Regions from separate parts of the Homo sapiens genome. Here region 1 is linked to region 2. The links are chromatin loops, found by intact Hi-C in ENCODE. Cell type or tissue: heart left ventricle. All regions are shown on one strand. Each heading gives the region's core, and the rest is flanking DNA. Links, peaks and the distances in the headings are about the cores only.

Evidence for each region. Hi-C counts contacts between places; a loop is a spot of excess contacts. Peaks named below come from ENCODE experiments on the same cell type or tissue, not always from the same donor. Only the 100,000 strongest peaks of a DNase experiment are listed, where the experiment ranks them.
Region 1: it touches region 2 in a loop (2.6-fold over the local background); 6 of 110 quality-filtered maps call a loop at or near these places.

What each region holds. Positions count from the first base shown.
Region 1 is chr15:95,601,547-95,609,880 of GRCh38, reverse strand. No RefSeq gene overlaps it. Among named protein-coding and RNA genes, the nearest start is that of LINC00924, 170 kb to the right of the region's middle. In heart left ventricle, for the core only: no CTCF peak of the experiment used is centred there; no DNase peak of the experiment used is centred there; H3K27ac peaks cover 2,404 bases.
Region 2 is chr15:96,341,453-96,349,786 of GRCh38, reverse strand. It overlaps SCDAL (stem cell derived angiogenic lncRNA), which reads right to left and starts at 6,890. Exons shown (of 2, transcript NR_198964.1): 1 at 6,789-6,890; 2 at 4,143-5,222. RefSeq lists enhancers at 7,387-7,906, 7,907-8,334. In heart left ventricle, for the core only: a CTCF peak has its summit at 4,073; DNase peaks (open chromatin) are centred at 2,306, 3,916, 6,016, 7,786 and 1 weaker place; H3K4me3 peaks cover 7,056 bases; H3K27ac peaks cover 7,162 bases; H3K27me3 peaks cover 6,242 bases.

The sequences.
Region 1 (8,334 bases), core at 246-8,245, 740 kb after region 2:
TTTTGAATATTGGAATTTATCTCAACTTTCCTTTGGAACAGTTAACCCTTTTTCTTTATCTTTCATGAACAGAAAAGATTAGAGGGTGCTTGTAATGGAAACTTTATTATTCAGTGAAATTGGAATCTCAGGCCTGATCAGAGAGGGGCATGGAGAAACAGAATATGAAATTTTCAAATTATGGAAAAGTTAGGAATGTGAAAATTAAAGAAATAAAGGCCTACCCTGATCAATATTCATGTTTCCTCTATGGAGGCCACCATTTGGAGACATCAAATTGAGGAAATAAAGGCCCACCCTTATCGATGTTCATGTTTCCTATATTGAGGCCACCATTTGGAGTCACCATTTGGATACACTTGGTTTGATACATTTAGGATGGAGGGAGGAAGAAAGGCTGAAAAGGGTTTTAGATCATGGTGCGCATCCCTAAAGGCCTAGAGGCTCAGTTAAATTTCTTCCTCAGACAACCATGCTCTATAATGACAGACACCAAAAATAGAAAACATTTAAAAAATGGTTCATGATTACACATACCAGCTCAAAGGAAATGACAAACAATTTTGTCAGGAAGCATCGAAAAATGCAGTGACCACAGTGAACATTTCATCACAAACCTCTCTTTTCTCAAATATAGTATCAGGCCATCTTTAATGCTCTTATGTTTGGAAATATGACTCTATTTAAGCATGACATTTTAACTCCTGAGGGAAAATGTCTCTATGTTGTAGTATGATAAGTTAGAATCGTAGAACTCAAAGTTCTGGAATTAAAATTAATATGAAGGACTTCTCATTTGTACTAAAGATATAAAGCCCCAATTTGATTTATAAATATTCTGCTGTCTTGTTGATTAAATAGATAATTTTTCAAAGGAAAATTTTGCTGGTGTATTCTCCATCATAATATTCTTGGCATAATTTTCTAAACTAATGTTTAAGTAGATGAATTAAAGCCATCTTTAACATCATAATACTCACTCTGGAGTTTTCAGTTCTCACCTAAGAAAAGCTAAGTTTCAAACACTAAACAAAAAGAGAAAAGTCAAGCAGGAAACTAGTACACACACACACACACACACACAAAACAATTGTGCATCCTTGGTTAAGGAAACTTTTCTTCCGACTTTCTAATTTCTAACTAACTAAAGTGAAAAATAACAAGCTTACAATGGAAATAAATCCAACAAGTAGGAGGAATTTGAGAAGCAATAGCAGTGGCGTATAAATTACATGCACACGCAGACATTGCCACACAGATATAAATAATCTTGTTTCAAATGGGCCATAAAGTTTAAATTACTTTCCACATCAACAAAGTAAGACCAGGAACAAAATACTAAAAACAAAAACAAAAACCCAGCTAACCTTGGTTAAAATAATACTGTGACCCTCTAAAGAAAACACAAAAAAGTAGTAGTTGATAACTTAATGGTTACCCTGGGTTTCCATAAACATGTCGCTTTCAACATTAAAAATACCATTGGCTTCTAATTTCTAAGAGCAGAGAAGCAAGAGGACTGAGGGTAGACTCCTGGATTTCCACCTTCATGTGTCTTAAATTGTTAATTCATGTAATATAAAGTTTTTGTAAGACTCTGACTCTTAATGTAATTAAAACTTTTCATACCTGTTGAGTTTTCAAAGTATTCAGGTACTTGTTTTTATAAAATAGTAAACAATTGGGGAGTGTTTTAAACTCTGAGTTAATAAAGCAATAGCCTCAAGATCTTGCATTAAAATCACAAAGGCAATATATGATCAATTGAGGAAAAATTGAAAGTGCAGAAACATGAAAGAACAAAGGAGAAAGAAGAGGAAGACAATTCAGCCATTCTACTTTGTTTCTCCTACATATTTCTGTGTGGTTAGAGGAGGGATTATCTTCTCCTACACACACCTATACACCTGTACATAAAATCGTGTTCATATTGTTTTGCAACTAGATCTTTCAGTTTACATTTTATGTGAATAAGTTTTTATGTCATTTATTTCTAGATATTTTTATTTAGATAATACTTCATTGTGTGCTTTCTGTATTTTCTGCATGTAATCTAATATTTCTGTAAACCTAAGTTGCTTTCAAACTTTTGCTGTTATACATACTATTGCAATGATCATTCTTGGACCTCTGTTTTAGTGAATACCCCCCATTTTTTTTCCATAGGATATTCCTAAATATAGAAATTCCTAACAGTGAAATTTCTAGGTTAAAGCATGTTGTGCTCTGAAAAGCTTCTATCGCTTTGTATCACCACACACAAAACTTCACTGTCTTACACTAACGCCAATCTGAAAAAGTAGAAATTGTAACAAATTAGTTTGCCTTTTTTTGACTTATGAAATTTTATCTATATTCATAAATGTACTGACTGAGTACTTGCCGAGTACTGACCAGGACTTGTACTGACCAAGTGCTGATCATTTTCTTATTAAATTGTAAGACCATTTTATTTATAAAGGATATTATCTTTTGGTAGGTCAAATATTTTGAACACTGTACCTAGGTTTTTATTTGCCTTACATTTTCTTACAGTGATCTTTTACTTCAAAATTTGTTTTGCTAGTGTAGTGAAATCTATCAATCATTGTTCCTTTGGTTTTCTGCTTATAAAGAATTTACTCTTGCAATAATTATAACTATCATTTATTGAAAGCTTACTATGTGCTGAGACATGTTCACTGAGTGAAAATAATTATTCACTTATTTTTTCTTTGCTTTTTCTTCTTTTTAGTTAAATTTTAATATCTCTGGAGTTTATTTTGGTAAATTATGTAAAGAAGGAATCTAACTTTATTTTTTGCCCAGTGATAGCCAGTAAAACAGGATTTGGTGAATAATTCAATTTTTCAAAATTGGATTTGAAATGCCACCTTTATTATGCATATTTTAATGGCAAAATGCAAAATAATCATGGCATACAAGACATTCTTCTGTGACTTGTGAAGACAATATTGTTAATTTTAATTTTCAAAAATATGTGTACATGGTTATTACTTCCATTAATAGTATGGTTCTTAGAGAAGTTCATGGATATTAATTAGAAACTTAGGCTTTCTTTTATAACTTAAGTTGCAATCTCAACTCTCAAGTGTATGTAAATTTCAACCGAATCATATAAAATAATGCTGACTAGTATTTTTACTGTAAAAATTATAACTAGAATCAGTAGCATAAACCTTGTCTTAGTCATTCCAATGGGACTCTACCCAGTGAAAATATTGTACACTTATGTTGCATATCAAGGTATTAAAAAAGCCATAGTGCGAATAATACCAGCTTGAATGCAATTTATAAACCTTATTTTATGTGTGTGAAAATACTAAAATACTTTATCTCAGATGAAGAATTAGCTTCCTGTCAGGAAAAATTTAAATTAAGACTTCTTGGTTTACAACTTGGCAAAATCACATCTGAAACCCATTTTTTGAAGCTCTATAAATCAGCAGAGCTCAGCAGAGTACAGTTTTGTTGTTATTATTGTATGTGAAAATATTTAGATCTGGACTGGCAGTGTTTCCCAATCGTGCCAAGTAAAAGCAATCACCTAGATATTAAATTCTGAAAAAATCAAAGAATATAAATGCACAGAAAAAAAGAACCCTAAGCACTATTTCTTTCTAAGAGTATGAATGCTATAAATAAATGATGGGCAGAATCTCTAGAATATGCTCAACCGTATCTTTGAAAAATATAAATATTAAGAGAGTGGAAAACTCTTTTTAATCAAATGTCTACCCAGGAGAGCCACCTTTCTTAAAACTATTTTTGAAATAGAAAATATGTAGAATTTTTCCTTTTACCATTTTGCTTTTCTGGACAGGAAACTATGATTTTTTGGGGGGAGGAAGAAGGGTTTCTTTGTTTGTTTATTTAGTTGAGAACTGTCTGTCTATATGAGCCCAGTTATATTTGATGCTTCTGCCCAAGGGTCTTTTTGCAGAATAAAACTAGAACAAGCACACCCATTGCATGGATGGCTGCAAGAGAATCTATTTCACATCTCTTGTATCATAAGTGGAAAAGCAAAGTTTCCATTTTATCATTTCTTACTCTATAAATATGGGTTCTGTCATAGCAAATTAAAATCACATTAACTTGTGATATGTTCTAATAAAATCTCTTGGTTAAAAAAATTGTGCATTATATTTTCTCAGAAGCGGTATAATTTACGAGGTTAAAGCAAGCACTCTGGAACCTGATCACCTGGGTTTCTGCCCTAGCTTCGCCATTTACTGTTTGTGTGGCATGGGGAAGTTATTTAACCTCCCTGAGCCTCAGTTTCCACACCTGTGAAAGGAGAGTAAAACCGTAAGGTTGGAAGGAAACTTGAAAGGCATTAATATATATAAAAGAACTTGGAACACTGCTGGGCACCTTTTAAGTTCCAGAAAAGATACAATTATTCCTGTTTTCTAATTGTAAATGACACAACTTTTAATGTTGGCTTTTTTAGTGTTTTGTAGTTTTGAAATTGACAGCAATAATGTAACTAGACTGTGCTGTTTGATTGGAACAGAAAAAAAAAAATCTTAAAATGACATAAGATAAGCCATGTCAAGTCATCTGATTTAATGCCTCTGACCAGAGTCCCCAGGCCCCTTTTGGTATAATCTTAGGCTAATCAAAGCCAGCAAGTCATCAGACCCTTGGATAACTGAAATAAAGTCCTAAATGTGATTTTATGAGATAACATAAAAATGGAAAATTTTTGTTTTTTTTCCTTTTCTTAAAATAATACTGAAGAAAAATAAAGTAACTAGACCATATTTTATTCTTATTTAACCAAAAGATTAGCACAGTGGGTTACTGGTTTTCTTCTACTTTTTTTTTAAATTTTCCATTAAGCAAATTCTTTTAAAACAAATTTGAACTTTTCCCATCCCAGTGATTCCCACGGACAGTTGGCAAAGAATCTTGGATAACTTGCAAAACTGGGATTTTTTCCAGGCATGAGTAACTTGTTAAAAAGCCACTATTTCCTTAATACTAACAGTAAATAGAGTTCACATCCACATAAATCCTCTGTGGCCCACTGGGGAAAGTTTTATATGTAAATGTGTGTGTGTGTATGTGTGTGTGTTTGTGTGTGTTTGTGTGTGTGTGTGTGTGAAATCTTTTTTTAATTCATAAAACACTTGACTCTCAGCATGTCTGTTTATATTTCACTTCTTAAAAATAAATACACACTTTTATGCCAGTTGAGGTTAAAAGGTATCCTTTTTCCAGTTGCCTGCTGTGTGCCAATGATTTTATGATGGATGGGTTTAGAATACCTGGCTAGAATTCTTGAAGAATATTTCCCTTCAATTTCTTCTATTTTTAAAAAAGAGAATAAAACTTAGTTACCATGTAATTAAAATACATGTTTTCATGAAATTTGATTTTATTGGAAAAGCTCAAGTAAATATTTTCAAGACTTACAGGAAAAACAAAATGTGTAATTTTAAATTCAAATAGCAAAATCAGTTTGCTTTTTGAGCATTGGGATGGAGTGTATGGTAACCTTTAGCAGTTACTATGAGTATAAATCTCCATTTTATCCATGGATAATAATAGGATTTTCCCATTTACAAGATTTGTTAAGGGAGACGTGCTTTAAAGTTATTATTGTAAAAGTCTGTTGTGTAGACGTGTTTAATGAGGCAGGCAGAGGTTAAGGGGGACTTTGCAAGACCACGTAATGATACAGCGTGGGTCAGGGACTAGAACTTACAGGGGGCATTTCTGTCCCATATCATTTGCCAGTGCTGCATCTATAGCAGAATGTTCTATAATCCTCTTTATCTGGGTGTTGAACAAGCAAACTTCTCTTGTCTTTGCACTGCTGGACTGGGTATATTTTGATAACAGGCAGTCCCGTGAGATATCTTGCATTTCCTGCTTCCGGTCAGATGTTCCAGAAGAATAACTTCTCTACATATGTTTTTGCATTTTTGATCACGATCCCAGCTGGAATCAGGAAGTTTGGAGGCAGCATGGAAATGGAAACTCGATGAAACTCACAGCAGCATTGTTTTGACTTGCAAAAATATTTAATTTTCTGGTGGTCCGAAAGGGGAAAAAAGTCCGTATCAGCTATTATCTACTTAAAACTATGCTACTACTTCAGTTCCTTATTCAATATACATTTTTATTTAAAAGAATAGGGTCCCTGTTATGTGGGAAAAGATTGCCCAAGGTCAGGTACCTAACCACAGAGAGACCTGAGGTGGGAACTTTTAAAATTCTTAATTGAGGACTTAATTAAAACAACATTAGGCATTACCACTGGCTTCAATTACTTCTTGTGCCCATATAAAACCTAACATCTTATAACTCCTCTAATGAACCTAATGTATTTAAACAAAGGAAGAAGGAAGAAATAGATAACTCAGTCTTCTCAAAAAGCTTAAAGATGAATTCTCGACATTGTGTTTTTTAAGACATTCTAAAAGAAATGCTTAATACTCAGCTTCACTTTGCTTATTTGTGGTTCCTTTGTGTACAGGTTGTCTAATTAGGATTAACTGAAAATATGTATGGAGTGTTTAGATGGTGGCTGGTCCCGAAAATGCATTAGAAAATGTGAACCCCTTTACTGATGCCTTTTTCTTTTTGGTTACTCACCTCAGGATGTAGGCCTGATACTTTTTAACAAACTGGGATTTTTAGAGACATCAATAAAACACTGTACCTAAGCTGGAGCTCGTTCTTTTGTCTGGCAAGATTCAGATTGAAATAGAATAGGTAGAAGGTAGGTTTTCTTGCTAATTTCTACCACCACTACTTACATTATTAATGTTTTATTAAATTTAGACGCACACATATGGTCATTGTGGCACTATCCACAATAGCAAAGACATGGAATCAACCTAAACACCCATCAATGGTAGACTGGATAAAGAAAATGTGGTACATATACACCATGGAATACCATGCAGGCATAAAAAAGAATGAGACCGTGTCCTTTGCAGGAACATGGTAGAGCTGGAGGTCATCATCCTTAAAAAAACGAATGCAGGAACAGAAAACCAAATACTACGTGTTCTCACTTATAAACGGCAGCTAAAAGTTGAGAACTCCCGGATACAAAGAGGGGAATGACAGACACTGAGGCCTACTGGGCGATGGAGGGTGGGAGAAGAGAGAGGATTAGAAAAAATAACTATTGGGTACTAGACTTGGTACCTGGGTGAGAAAATAATCTGTACAACATACCTCCATGACACACACGAGTTTACCTATGTAACAAACCTATACATGTACCCTGAACCTAAAATAAAAGTTTAAAAAATTTAGATAAACTCCTTAAGGAAAATAAACAAATATATATGTAAAAATATATATAAATATATAGTTATAAATATATATAAATATATATATATATATATATATGTAGTTATTCCTAAAATCCTGACACATTCTCCAACTGGGGAGATCCGACACAATTGCTGTCATTTTGTTTCAGACAAGCTGGAGAATGTCAATGGAGAAGTCCCAGGTATTTTCTCTCATTCAGCCCCTTTCCTGTGATCTGTCTGAAACTTCAAGAAGAGTTTGCTTTATTGTTGTTGTTTGGTTTTTTTTTTTTCTGTTTTTGCCTTTGTCTTTTCGATATCTTTTCCTATGAAAATTCCAAGGTGTGGTCATTTTTTGTTGTTGTTGGTATGGACCACATAAGAAAATAACCAATATTTATTGAGGATCAACGATGGGTCAGCCTCTTTTTATCCCTTGTCTCATGTAATCTCCTAGCAGTCAAATGACATAGGTGTTCTTATCCCTGTCTTTTATTACGAGAGGCTAGTTGTGGTTAAATTTGGTCAAGTTCATGGATACCATATGGCAAAGCTAGAATTCAAATCAAAGTTTATGCACCTTCAAAGACTGTTCTTTCCTCTGAGTTCCCTGCCCTTCTGTTTCTGTTAAGGGGTGGGATTCTGAGCACCCATCATCAGAGTTAATAAAGCAGAATTCTCCAAGAGTAAAATGCTCCAGGGCAAGCACACACAAGATGTGGTTTAAAAATACAGTTGGAAGGCATTTTCAATCAATGTTAACTTTCTTGGGTGGGATAACTACTTGATGTAGTGAATGCCTCTGCACTTGAAGAGATGCTCTGTGAAGCGTTTAGATGAGCAGAATTTGATATCTGCAGCTTACTTTCACATGATTCAGCAAAATATTAATCATCGGTGAATCCAGCTGCTAGGTATTTAGGTGTTCATTGTACTAATCTTTCACGACTTTCATAGACTTGAACATTTCCAAAATAAAAAGCTGGGGGTAGCGGTAACTTTTGTTCATTGTGGATAACAGAAAATTCTAGTCCACCCGCAGTGACCCAGGGAA
Region 2 (8,334 bases), core at 179-8,178:
ATTTCAGTGAAAAGGCTTTGCTGTGAAATGCTAAAGAAATTCCTAACCTTCTGCTCACTGAGGAAGAGCTGCTACTTTTATTTGCTGAGCTTTAATTTGTTGGATGGGGAAATTTTTCAGGTTGGTAAAAAAGGATGGAGGGGAAAAAACAACTTTTGCAAACTTTATCTGGTCTGTATTATAAGCCCCAGTTTTGTCTCACTGAACCCAAGCTGGGTCTACAAAAAGTAGCTAGAGATTGAGATTTATTGGTCTCTAAATGAAAAGATTCATTTGATATAAGAGGTTAACTCAAAGTTCCTACACCGTGACTAGCTTCAGCAAATGCCTTTGTTGGGTCAGCACAAAAGCAGTTCAAAGAAATCTTAAAAACACACCGAGATATAGACACACAAACACATTGTCCCACTTAAGCCACAAATGCAATTCTCTTTTCTTTGTCATTTTTTTTCTGTCATTACAAACCTCCAGCTTCTTCCTAAATGGCTGGGATGGTCTCCCCCAACCCATCAAACTTTGCCATTTTGTATCTTTTGCTTTTGCTAGAACTCAATGAAAGAATGAGGGGGTATGAGAAAGTAAAAGGGGGGAAGTGAACTAATTTGGATAAAGCAGAACACTTTGTAAATGAGGTGCATTGAGGCTAGAGAGATACAGATGGAGGAGAGGGGCTCTAGGATTAAAAATAGGCATACTGGTTGGAAACTGATGAAATGGGTTTTCAGCGATCAGTCTATGGATTCAATAGGAACCTGGCAGAATGTAAGGTTGTGATGAGGAGACCACGAGTGAGAGTGAATTCGTCAGAAAGAGTGAGAAGGGAGAAAATAGCAGCAAGGACCTGAGATCCCTTGCAAGGAGCAGACTATGGAGATGCTAATGAGGGAAAATTAACCTTCGGGTTGGGTCTGTGACATGGGCCTTCCACTGAATGTCTGATCCAGGGGCTGCCAGCAGCTTCCCTCTGCACCAGCGAAATGAGATAATCGCTCTGAAACCTCCCAACCTTGGTGCAAGCAAGCTCTGAGACTGTTGTGGGGAGCAGAATGTAACTAACAGCTCCTTCCAAAGAGACAAACAAATAGCAACTAGGACCACAACCAGGCGCCAGAGCAAACCTGCAGTTGTGGGTACATTTGTTCAACTCCAGAGCCCCTCTAGGCTGGCACATTGAAGGAAGGGAGGAGCAGGTATGGAAAACGAAAAAATATCTTCATCTCTGTTTGTTCCAGTCTGTCGCCAAAGGCCCTGGATAACCGGGCCTCAGTGAGGCAACACAAGGGATAAATGGATTTTATCTCCAGGAGCGTGGCCACTGGGCCAGGGGATTATTGCTTAGCCAGAGAAAATGTAGTGGGGAGGGGAATAAAGAAAAGAGAGAAGTTGAGGAGGACAGACACAAAAACAAACAAACAAAAAAAATTCAAAGGGAAATTCTGAAAGTGGTTTCCTGTCACATACACTGAGACATTAAAACACACACACACACACACACACACACACACGGATTTTATTAAACAAACAAGCCAACAACCAAACGCACATCAAAACTACATTTGCTCCTGCTGTCATAGGAAAAGAGGGTTTGGAATGATTGTAGGGTTCTGGTAGGAACCCTTCTGGCCTTTACTACTATCAGTACCTCCCCATCCCCTCACCCCCCGCCCCAGCATTTTCATAAACGCTCTGAAGTCCCCGCTGGAGAAGGGGCCGCACTAGAGGCTGCAAGCAAGGGGAGGACTCCCTGTTGGAGGCGAAGGGGTCATGTTTCCAAGTAGAGACATCAGCAAACCACAATCTTAGTGACAGTGACAGCGCAAAATTATGTTTAATGTTGCAAGGGGGAAAGGGGAAATATAAAATTAGCGCAAAGAAAATGTTTCCCAGACCTTCCTCACAATTAGGGCATACGGATGGGCACAACGGCGGGGTCGACAGTGGGGATGGTGGGGCCTAGCCGGGCGACCGTGTTGGGTGGAGGCAAAGGCCGGAGTCCTCACTCCCCAGGAGGAAAAGGAAAGCTTCTGGAGAGAGATTAATGACACTCCGCCCAATCACTTCACTGGGTTCGGAACCTTTTTTGCAGAAGAGGGGATGTTCTAGATTTCCCATCCTGGCGGAGATGACAGTTCAACGACCGGCCTACTCAGTCCCAAAGCCACAGGGCGTTTTAATTAGTGATGAGGCTGGTGGAGGGGCTGGCGGAGCCTGGAAGGCGGAGAAGGAAATGCGGAGGGGGAGACGCACAGCCCCAGACCCCTCCCCCTCCTCGCCGGAGCCTCGGGAGCTGTAGGCAGAGGATGCTGAAGCGAAGTAAGAATTACTTAATAAATTAGCTGCCCCTCTTTAGAACTTGCTGTCAGCCCCGCCTCGGCAGCCGCACGTAGGCGAGCGAGACCCCACTGCCTTCTCACTACGCCCCTGGATCTCCATAGGCGCACCCCCACCCCCAACCAGGGTCTTGGACAGGCAGACAGCCGACAGCCCAAGGGATTGGCCCAGAGAGGGCCAGGGAGGTGGGAACGGTGGCATTTTCAAGGAGGAAGCAGTTTCTGTTCAGTGCGGGAGATTATTTCCTCAGCTGCTTATTTAAAGAGACAGAGATGAGAGAGAGAGAAAGAGAGGTTGATTCCCTTCTTGTTGTGGTTATAAAAAATTTAATTTTGCCTTTGTCTAGAAAGCACTGTATTATTGTGATTATTAAACAACATCGTTTCCCTTCTCACTGCCAGGCAAGGGAAGGGGGAAGAAAGAGAGAGGATTAAGGAACATTTATTTAAAAAATAATACATATTACAAATAAGTGTATTTTTAAAAACTAAACCAGGCAGATAAAGGCAGATGAGAAACTGCAATGAGAGAAAGGGGCGGGGGGAGAAAATCGTTTGATTATTTAAAGGCTAATCTAGGCAGAAGAATCAGAAAAAAGAAACTTGGGAAAATAAGGCAGCTGCCATTTCCTACGTGTTAGCTACATGACTTGAAAAAAAATAGGAAAAGAAGCTATTCTTAGGTATAGCCAGGGTTGTAGTTTTATACTTTGATTTTAGCAACAAGTATGAAAAGATCTAAACTAATTGATTGCTGAGTTCCTTGGCCCTTTTCCAAAGAGCAATATAGATTTAATTGTATGTTGCTTAAAACTCCATTTCTCGAACAGTGTGAAGCATGTAATAAAAGTCATAAACCGTATCGGAGATTTTTTTTCCCCCACAAGCATAAATACCCAACTGACACTTGGAAATCTTAGCTAATACTCCTTATGGGTTAAAACAAAACAACAAAAAACAACAACAAAAAAGGCATCTGTGAGGGGGAGCCACATAATAAAATCCAAACTGTTAATCCATTTTAACTCATTCAAAAGAACCTGCAGTTGCGGATGGGTGTTTTGCAGAGGCGGGGCTGGGGTGAAGATACCCCACATCAGACACCTGATCTGCTCAAATTCGGTCCATCTAAACCACTCTCCCCTAAAGGAAAGAAGTCTGGCCTACAAAAAGACACCAGAAATATCTCCACCAGAGAAAATGGATCTGAAAGTTGCAGCCGAACTGCCTGGCCAGAACTCTCTGGCCAAGAGACAGGGAAGCCACTCCGCGGCTTTCGCTCTCCGCTGCCCCTAGCCTGGCATCCCCCAAGGAAAGAGACCGGCCTGGAGAGGCCGTGGGAGCGCTCCAAAGCGGCGCGGCAAAATCCACCCCTCTCCCCCTCCTAGGCAGCTCCCCCTTTCCCATTGTCCTCCGTTATCCCTGACCCCCAGTTGCTGTTGGGGTCCAAAACCACCCGCGGCTCCCCCTCGGCCAGCTGTATGCTGCAGAAGCGAAGAGTCCCGGCCACGCCTGCGATTTGGTCGGAGATCTGCCGCTGCAGCCAAGTTCGCGGCCGCCATCAAGCTGGCGGCTGCGCGCGTCTCGGGCCGTGCCCTGGCGTGGCCACGCGGGCCGGCTGCAGGCGGAGATCTGTAAAAATCCACGTGAGCCGCCCCCTCCTCCTGCTGCCCGCGGCCCCTGACACTGCAGCATTGAAGCCTGCCCGGAGGTCCCCGAGGTCTCCGAGTGTGACAGTACTCAGCATAGCGGGTAGATGGCACAATTTTCTAACATTTAGAGAGAGGAACCCACGCTGGGAGCAATAAGTCCATTTAAAAGCCCTTTATTTAAAAGGAACAAAGATAACTGACAAGCGAAGTACAGAGACATCTCAATGAAATTTCCAAAGAAGAAAGAGAAATCAGAGGCTAAAGCAAATGCGAACTGGGCTTGATGGAACAGGCCAGCACTTTCCTCCCCCTCAAAAGGAGAGCAGATAAAAGACAAAAAGAAAGAGGTGGTGGTCATTGGGTCTGTGCGGTAAGGATCACAGACCAAACCAAATTCTAAAAGTCCACAGCCACTAAACTTTAAAATGGCCGGGTGGCCTCGGTGGGGGAAGGTGAAGGAGAAGCTAGATCAGTTTGGGGGAAAGAGATATGGAAGTTTTGCCCCTGCCTTGGAGGCTCTTCCCCAACCTTTGATAACAGGTATCTCTGCTTTGGCTTGGGGTCTAGGGAGCCCCAGGAGGATGGGCAGGCAAGGCATTCGTTCTGGGCACATCTGAGCCCTTCCAAGGGGCTGGGCACCACAGGCTTCTGTCCTACAGCCACGTTTCCTACAATGGGGCCCAGGGCTGGGCCGAGTCAGCCACGATCCCAGACACTAAGATTTGGTCAAAAGCAGGGCACTTAAGCTCACACTCAGAGACTTGGGTACAATTGTGCCCCTTCCAAACTAAGAAGGGCACGATGGCACCCACTGATGTCTCCTGGCAACGCCAAGACAGCCCACACTTCATCTTGTGCTCTGGCACCGCCACCACCCTCTCCCTCCCCACCAAACCTACACGCCAGATCGATCCCCCTTGCCAGGAGAGCCTCAAGCTGAGAGGAGGAAACAGAGGAGGGGGCGAGAGGCCAAGGGATCCGTGAGGCCACCTCTCTGGTCATCCGGGCCGGCCTCTGGCCCCCAGCGACCCTGGCCAAGCAGGACCAGCGGTGGGAAGGGGCACGGCAGCTATCGTCCGCAGGGGGTCAAATGATTGCATTTGGGTGGGTGCTCGCCGACATATTTGCTGAGTAAACCTCCCTCGCTGGGCTGAAGGCGAATCCCCGTTGATAAATCCATCATTACCGTTCGGATTCAGGGAGGCAGCCGCGCCACTAAATTCATCTTACATTCGTAGCGCTTTAATAGACATTTATGAAATGCTTTTAGAGAGAGGCATGGGGTGCGTGATTACATCCTAGTTATAGACAGAACATAAAGACCCACGTTAACACCCATTTGCAGGAAGGAAGGAAAAGGTGGGGAGGGGGTGGTAAGGCAGAGAGATGAAGTGAGGAGAGGCAAGGAGAGATGGGGCGGGCAGGGGCACGGTGTCTAGGCGTTATTAACGAGGGCTGCCTGGCGGGAGCCTCGGAAAGTGACAGGCTGCGGAGAGAAGTACTCGCTCCCCTCGCAGTTCCTGGGGCTTCCCTTCCCTTGCCCCCCACCCACAATCCCCCCGTGGTGGGCTCGTATTCTCTCTGCCAGGGAACAAGGGACGCCGCACTGCCTCCGCCGACCCTTCTGTCCCTCCAACCCCCACTGCTTCTTCACTTTATTCCAGGCCTCTCCAACTTCGACCCTTTGGAGTGGCCAAACCAGAAAGAGAAGGGAGGGAGTCCCCGCATGCCGAGGACCCCAAGAACTCCTTTAAAGCATCCTCTTCACCCCACCTCACCCCCAACCCAGAGAGCAACAGAGCTGGGCCAGGTTCCTGCAGCAGAAAGCAGACGCCCAGGCCACCGGGCGGAGTACATCTGCTTGCTCAGAGGGTTCCTTGGCCTGGCAGTCTTTGCGGAAGGACCCCCTGCTCTGCGCCAGGAGGAAGCCATGCCACTTTCGCGCCTTCCATCATCTCGTGCCTGGGAACTTGCCCTGGACTTGCCCCGCGCCCCCCGACCTCATCCTCAGGGAGCTGCTCCTGTAGGGATGCCTGGGCCTCCAAAGGGCCTAACGCCTTCCTGAGGGCCCCATTAGCTTCGCCTAGAAGCCCAGTCCCCGAGCTTTGCCGGCTCTGCGCGCGCTCTCACCGCGCCCTCGCTCCCCCGGGACGCAGCCACCGACCCGGGCCGGGACAGCAGCCGGCAGGACTCCGGGCCCTCCCTGGCTCTTGGTAAAGAACACTTCCGCTATCTCAAAGTTGCCATAAGAAAATAAATACAAGTGACATTGTACTGGGCCAAAGCTCATTAGTTCGTTGTCCAGGCCTAATAAAGGAACAGAAGCGCAAATTATAGAGTTCAGCTTCAACACACGCTCTGTCACCCGAGATCAGCGCACCGCGAGCCTGATTCCAATTGCTCCGAACTTGCAGCGCAGTTCGCCCCCCACCCCCTCCTCTCAAGCAGGAGGTTGGGTGGAAAAATATAGTTCCAAAGGGGGTAATGATCAAGCTTTTCCTCTCGGAAGCCTGCGCCACCTCATTTCCCATCAGTAATCCCAATAAAATTAACGTCGTGGCTGCAATTGAAAAGAGGAGGGCCCGCAACACTCCTGAAATAACACACTCTCCCCAGCAAAAGGTAAAAAGCAAAACGGCCCTTTGTTCAGCTAATTAACGAAGGCCCAACTCCGAAAGCAGATGTGTTTGCTTAGCTAATCACAAGCATGTTTCTTTCAAGGAACGTCATTTCGAGGGGGCCGCTCCGGGGGAGATGGGATAGAGGGACACCACCCCCCAGGCCCATTCTGCCTCGGGTCTCTCACCCCGGTCTAAGATCCAGAGGCTGAATCCAGGCAGCCCGTCTTTCACACCTTTCTTCCCCTCAGCCCTACCCCAGAGGCCCCATAGGCAGAGACTTCAGCGCTAGCCCCAAGGCCAAACCTGCAAGACACGAGGGGGAGAAAAATAAAAGTTTTAATGACACAGATGCCATATTAAATGAGGCAGTTTTACAATTCACTTTGAATAGGACGCTAACTTATTACAAGTGTGTTATCAGAAGGACGATAAGATTTACAACTCCAAGAGTCAGCTTTGCGCCTTAATGACAATGGATGTTAAGAGGAGGAAATCTGTTCTCTATTAGAGGAGATGAGAATCCCTTCCCGGGTTTGGGGGCATTTACAGAGGCCTCCAGGACAGATACCAAGCCCTTTGTGTCTCTGTATGAAAGATTCTCTCTTTCCCCTTTGGCTATGAAATAGGGTCTCCTTGTTGGGTTAGCACCTTGCTCAGCTTTTTACCGTGTGCTTGGGATAGAAAAAACAGAAGGAAAACGAGATAGAATTGGGGATGGAGATAGAGGTGGGGTGGGGAGCGGTTCTTAGCCCTCTGGTTCCTCCAGTAGTACTACTTCCCGGTCTTTCTTTACCATACAAAAAATAGCTTTCCCCTAAACCAACACAGTAAGCAAACTTTAAAAAACTGAGGTCCTATTACAAACCAACGCCCAGCACTAACTGCTTTAAAATTACTGCATAATTAGATTTAGTTGAATTTCACCATTAATTAGGCAGCCGCACTGCAGGGAGCCTTTGAAATCTGAGAAAATGGGAAAAATCATCTGAAGCACGTTTTTTAAGCCCAACTTCAATAAATCTTGACGAGGCCTGGAATTCAGAGAGTATCCCAGGCGGCTGAGGGAGAGGGTTGTCCAGGCCGGGGCTGGGGATGGAGCTGGACGTGGCGGGGCGATATCCCATCCGCCCGAGAAGGGAGCCTGGGCCCGGATCCACTATCTCTGCAGAGGCCCTCAGAAGACCCTCTCTAGGAGGCCAGGTCTGTCCCACGGCCGCCCTTGCCCACTCTCAAACCTATTAGAGAAAGAGGGTCCTCCGCTGCAGTCGCTCTCCTGCCAGGGGCACAGTCCACGCGGGCTCACACATTTCTAGGGTCTGCGACCACCCGCCTGGAACCGGCCCTCAGCCCCTGCTAGACCCTCCCACCCCCCAATCAACCCTCCGCCCGGAAAGCCTCCTTTCCCACAACTTGGGCGTGCAAAAGCAGCAAGTTCTGCCCAAGTCCAGCGGGGTTCGCATTCCGCCCTCCCCACCGCGCCCCAGCTCCGCTCGGGCCCGCGCAAACCCCGGCGCAGCCCCTGCATTAATGAGCGCGAGAACTGACCGAGGTCTGTAAAGACCGTCCTCTTCCCATCCCCCTATACCATTCAAACATTTAAGATCATTTGCGGATACAGACTTTTTATTTTTCTAATTTGGTTCTTGGAAGGAGAGGGGACAGGAAATCAACTCTCCTGAATATGGGAGGGGGAGGGGAGAAGGTACAGCGTTACCAATATTTTCCTTACGA